Regions from separate parts of the Homo sapiens genome. Here region 1 is linked to region 2. The links are chromatin loops, found by intact Hi-C in ENCODE. Cell type or tissue: Caco-2. All regions are shown on one strand. Each heading gives the region's core, and the rest is flanking DNA. Links, peaks and the distances in the headings are about the cores only.

What was found. A loop is a pair of places that touch in the nucleus more often than their neighbours do. Peaks named below come from ENCODE experiments on the same cell type or tissue, not always from the same donor. Only the 100,000 strongest peaks of a DNase experiment are listed, where the experiment ranks them.
Region 1: a loop joins it to region 2, with 3 times the contacts of the local background. A loop is called at or near these places in 2 of 110 quality-filtered maps.

What each region holds. Positions count from the first base shown.
Region 1 is chr1:245,516,245-245,519,161 of GRCh38, forward strand. The region is part of intron 4 of KIF26B (kinesin family member 26B); the gene reads left to right. Among named protein-coding and RNA genes, the nearest start is that of KIF26B-AS1, 280 kb to the left of the region's middle. In Caco-2, for the core only: no CTCF peak of the experiment used is centred there; no DNase peak of the experiment used is centred there.
Region 2 is chr1:245,608,443-245,611,359 of GRCh38, forward strand. It overlaps KIF26B (kinesin family member 26B), which reads left to right. Exons shown (of 15, transcript NM_018012.4): 8 at 824-1,086. Among named protein-coding and RNA genes, the nearest start is that of KIF26B-AS1, 380 kb to the left of the region's middle. In Caco-2, for the core only: no CTCF peak of the experiment used is centred there; DNase peaks (open chromatin) are centred at 1,159 and 1,840.

The sequences.
Region 1 (2,917 bases), core at 300-2,799, 92 kb before region 2:
TGAAGCAAGCTCTTCCATGGTGTTAGAGTCTGTTTTTCCTTCAGAAAATGCTATTTGCAGAACGGCAACAACAAAACGTGTAACAGGAATTGTCCGTTCCCATGGCCAGTCCTCATGTAGAGCCACAAGATGGCGCAGAGGATGACATGAAATCATGTACGCGAGCGTGATTTGCTACTAGGCAGCTCTGTAGGGCTGTATGTATTGATATCACATGCGTCTATATGAACGCCCCGCTGCAGCTGCCTTTGCTATACAGTGAATACACTGTGGGTCTATTATTCGCCTCTTCAGATCCAGCCCAGGAGTTGGTGCAGACTCATTTTTCACTTTCCTTTGACCCTGGGTGTCTCCACAAATGAACCACCTGCTGTGTCTTGGTGGGGGTGGAGATGTGGGGTGAAGTAATGAGCCCGCAAGGCCTGTCTGTGCCTATTGGCTGCTCTAAAGGGAAGTTGAGGAATACTGCAAAGCCACAAATCTGAGATGTCAGCTCATAAATCTGTAAGCTCCTTGCTTAAGTAATACGCTCCTTGACGGCCAAAACTGTCATTTGCACATTCTCTTCAGCTGAACACAAAAGTTCCGGTTACCAGACTGTCCCTGGATACTGGGGACTAAAAGCTGGTGATTGGCGGAGTTTGGGGGTGGGGAGGGGGCGCTGGGCTGATTGCCCTGGCTGCTCCCCACAGCTCCACGGCTGCTGCTTTCACCCCCACCTGACCATGGTCGCAGTGGGGGGCTTTCTCTTGGTATTTAATTAGTAAGTGTAGGCAAACATTTGCATTGTGGCACTGGGATAGGAAAAGAGTTGAACATGAATATAAAAATGGGGATGGGGCCGGGTGTGGTGGCTCACACCTTTAATCCCAGCCGCCAAGGCGGGCAGATCACTTGAGGTCAGGAGTTCGAGACCAGCCTGGTCAACATGGCGAAAACCCTACCTCTACTAAAATACAAAAACATTAGCCGGGCGTGGTGACACGTGCCCCAGCTAGAGGCAGGGAGGCTGAGGCAGGAGAATCACTTGAACCCAGAAGGCGGAGGTTGCAGTGAGCCAAGATTACAGCACTGCACTCTAGCCTGGGTGAGAGAGTGAGACTCTGTCTCAAAAAAAAAAAAAAGGAAATGGGAGAAATAGTTTCCAGCATTTAGCTTTTGGCGACAATGACTAAATCAATACAAATGTTAATCTCTGTTGCATTATGCTTTTGAAACTGTATTGGCAGTTTAGGAAAAATCCAGTCAACAGTTTAATATGAAAATAGAGACCTGTAGACCAAATGGAGGGCAGGAAGCAGATATTTGCCACACAAACATTTATTGAGCGCTTGATGTATTATAGGTGCTGTGTAAAGTTTTGGAGATTCAGAAATGAATCAAAGAGAGGAGTGAACATACAAATTATCCCAACTATAATACCGGTGATAAGCCACAAGGTAGCTCTGCTAGCACGGAACATATGGAAGAGATGAATAATTCTGCTTCGGAGGGAAGGAGTCATATTAGAGTTGGGTCTAGAAGAATGAGCAGGAGGTGGCTGGGAAGGGAGGGCGTTTGGGCAGAGGAATTGGCATGATTCTCTGTGTATGCACAGGACCATGAAAGTGAATGGTGTCATGTAATTTTTTTTTTTTTTTTTTTTTGAGAATGAGTCTCACTCTATCGCGCAGGCCGGAGTGCAGTGGCACGATCTCGGCTCACTGCAACCTCCACCTCCTGGGTTCAAGCAATCCTCTGCCTCAGTCTCCCAAGTAGCTGGGATTACAGACGCCTGCCACAACAATCGGCTAATTTTTGTATTTTTAGTAGAGACGAGGGTTCACCATCTTGGCCAGGCTGGTCTTGAACTCCTGACCTTGTGATCCACCTGCCTCAGCCTCCCAAAATGCTGAGATTACAGGCGTGAGCCACCGCACCCAGCAGGTGTCATGTAATTTTATTCATATTTCCTGATGACTAAGACAACGTATTTTTCAGATTCTCAAAACAGGCAATGATTAGTAATAGATCACCTTAAATAGGATGTTATAATGGTGATGAAGACCAATCACAGCTGCCTGGAAACAGTAGATCATGGGTCAATAATGGGCCCACACCTGGGTTTTGTTACTGAGTCAACCTACGCTACTTGTTCATGTTGTACCTATTTATCTTGAGCTGGTATTAGTATATCCATTTCTAAAAATCCTTGCTTGAGAAGGAAAAACTATTCAGGAGAAAGAAGAGGAGATAAAGTCTAAACAACTTGATTTCACTTGAAAAGTCCTAAGTCGTCCCTTGGAAACTATCTATAGTAAAAAGCATGGGATTTTATACCGTGTTTTAGGCAACTGAAAGGCTTTTTTACAATTGTAGTAAACACTGACTGCCAGCATTCTGGTACCAGTTACTTTATTAAGGTAAATTCCCAAAACTCACAATAGTGGGAAAAAATACTGATAAGCCTTCTAAAACACCAAAGAAGTGTAGAACAACATCTTGGATGCTTTTAGTCACGAGTCAGAACGCCGCGGTGGTTACAGAGCAATAGCATTTCAGAGCTGGGAGAGACCTTAGAGATCATGTATTTTGTGGATTTTCAAATCTTTGAAGAATGATGTTCTGGGTAAGGAAGCTGCTAAGAGTCCATGAGCTAGTTAGTGAGGACTGCTACACTCTTACACACTCACTCCCGGATCCCTTTGTGCATGATTTCTGTCATTCAACCAGTGTTCATAAAGCCCTTGTAACATGGAGGATAAATATTTGAATAAGATACTGGCTTTACCCCGCAGAAGCTTAGAGCTTTGAAAGGAGGTAAGACATATAGGTAAATAATACACATAGGAAGTTATTTTAAAAATATAATGAGAGTTATTAGAGTTCAGAAGATGGAAACTTATTTCCTAGTGAAATGGATGACTGTGTCCTGTAA
Region 2 (2,917 bases), core at 126-2,625:
GCCATTGCCTCTCTCTGCACTTCCGTCCTCCCCAGCCCTTTCTCTTGATCTTGATGTAAGCAGTGATCTGGGTTTTAATAGAATTTGCTCATGCCATAAAAATATACACAGCATTTAACTTGAGACAGGATATAAAGTGTGAATATGTGGACTTAATCTGGGGGGTAACTATAAAAAGAACCATAATGATGATGAAAAAGCCCAGCCTTCCCACTGTGTGTAAAGCAGTGCAGGAACTGGATAGCATGTGATATTTGGGGTCCTCCTCAAGGTACATGGTGATTTAATCTTGTCACATGTCTGGGCTCTTGCTTTGTTTCTTTTTTTTTTAAGAGATGGCTCTCAGTTGCCTGGGCTGGAGTACAGTGGCATGCTCATAGATTACTGTAACCTCCAATTCCTGGGCTCAAGTGATCCTCTCGCCTCAGCTTCCCAAGTAGCTGGGGCCACAGGCATGCCCCACCACACCCAGATAATTTTTAAAAATTTTTCATAGAGGCAGGGTCTCCGTATGTTGCCCAGACTGGCCTGGAACTCCTGGCCTCAAGCAATCCTCCCATCTTGGCCCCCACAAAGTGCTGAGGTTACAGGCATGAGCCACTGAGCCCAACCAGCATTCTTTATTGTAGCCATTTAGTTAGTAATACCAGAAAATGCCTTCTGTTGTTGTCAAATACTATTTCTCTCATCTTTTTGTTCCTTCTCTTCCCTTTTCCCCCCTTCCCTGTGCCTTTCTTCTATATCCTTGGCATCTATTTTGGAGACTCCGTGGAATGATGCCTGGACACTGAACCTGCTTTTCTTCCTTCCCTGGTTCTCCCAGGAAAATCCTACACCATGATCGGAAAGGATGATTCCATGCAGAACCTGGGCATCATTCCCTGTGCCATCTCTTGGCTCTTCAAGCTCATAAACGAACGCAAGGAAAAGACCGGCGCCCGTTTCTCAGTCCGGGTTTCCGCCGTGGAAGTGTGGGGGAAGGAGGAGAACCTGCGGGACCTGCTGTCGGAGGTGGCCACGGGCAGCCTGCAGGACGGCCAGTCCCCGGGCGTGTACCTCTGTGAGGACCCCATCTGCGGCACGCAGGTGATTGCTTCTGAAGCCTGGCTCGCCCCAAGGTGGCTCCCTCCCCACCTCAGAGGCTGGGGCAGCTCCACCCGTGAATCACTGAACCTGTAAACTCAGAGGCTTACGGGTGTTTACTTTAAAGTGGACTGGAACTTTATGGCCTGCAGCTGTGGGGCCATCGGCTTGCCCAGTCTAAATATTTGTACCTTGACTCTAATTGACAATGAGCAGGGACCACAATTACAGCATTTGGGGGAGAAATGGAATTCACTTTCTTTATGCCCCTTTCAAAAAAAAAAAGTAACAATCTTTCTTTTGTTTAACAACAAACCGGAATATTTACTGCTCTGCACAAATAGCTAGAGCCATTACGGGGCTGTTGATGACTCTATAAACTGTGCTTCTGGCACTGGTTTACAGCCGGATTAGCAGTGCTGCAGGAAAAACTAATAACCACTTTCTAATTAGAACCGTGATATAATTGCTAGAACTATGGAAGCCAAGAGAAGCTCCAGTTCACCATTTCAGGATGCTAAGCCTGTTGGGAGGGTCTCTCCTTTGCTGTTTGACAACAGATGTAGGAATGACCCGGGAGCTGCAATTCATTCATATCCAGAATAATCAATCCTTCCAGTCTCTAACAGTAGGCTTTATTTTCCCGTGTTGTCAGATGCCTCCTTTTGTAGATAGGTGTTCCGTTTGATAAGTACCTGCCTCTTCCCAACTGGGATTGTTTGCACAGGTGAGGATACCTCCCGTGGCCTGTTATACTCATTACTCAAACCTGACCATGCTCTTCCCCTGCTTAAAGCACCTCAGATCCCTCCATTTCCCTGAGTCCTCTTTCGTCTGCATCTGTCACCTCGAGGACTTGTTTAAACACTGATCGCTGGGCACCCCCCCAGAGTTTCCAATTCAGTAGGTCTAGAGTAGAGCTCCAAAATGTGCATTTCCAACAAGTTCCCATGAGATGCTCATGCTGCCGGTCCAGGGATCACAGTTGGAAATCACTGTTCTGAGGCATCAAATGTGCAGAGACAGTATCTACACAGTGTCTGTGATGCAATCAGTAGGACTCGACCCACTGCTCCTGTTCCAGGCATTTTCTAGACATTCAAATATGCTTTCACCCCCATTCATTTTTAGAACTTCATTGATGAAATTCCACTAAGGGGTGAAAAGTCTGGTTAAATGAAGGCTAAGAAAAAGAAGAAAAGACCAATATTCCCTTTAATTCTTGTTGAAAAATCTTTTAAATTCTTTGGTTTATTTTTCCATAGCGAGACAAAATTTTGAACACAAAAGAATCTCTCTTTGAAGTCTGAGGATTTTGATGGCCTCAGGTTCTAAATATTGGCTCTTACAGTTCAAAATTATTTGTATAGTTAGAGTAGAAAATTGTCAGAATTTGTACCAACCTTAAGACATGTACTGCAAATTAGTTCTTTGAACAAATCAGAAACATGAGTTGCCTTTTCTCCCCAAAAAGAGGAGTGCTGGTTCAATTCTGTTAATGTGATCGTTGTGATTCAGGTTTAAAATAATTGCCAAGTATTTTCATAAGATTCAGACGCATTACCCTGTGTGCTTTCTTTAATCAATTAATGAGTATGCCGGGAGCATGGATTCAGGAACTAAAGGTAAATAGGTATCTCCTAAATTTAGATGAGACATTCAAGTATCGTGAGTGTTTGAGGGTGCCCTTTACACTGGTTTCTTATTTATAACTATGCTAGTAAATATGGCCTAAAATTGGCTTTAATTAAATAACTGCAAAACTAGGAGTCAAATGAAAGCTAACCAAGTTTTTTTACATCTTTGGGACACCACTGCTATGAGGCCTCAAATC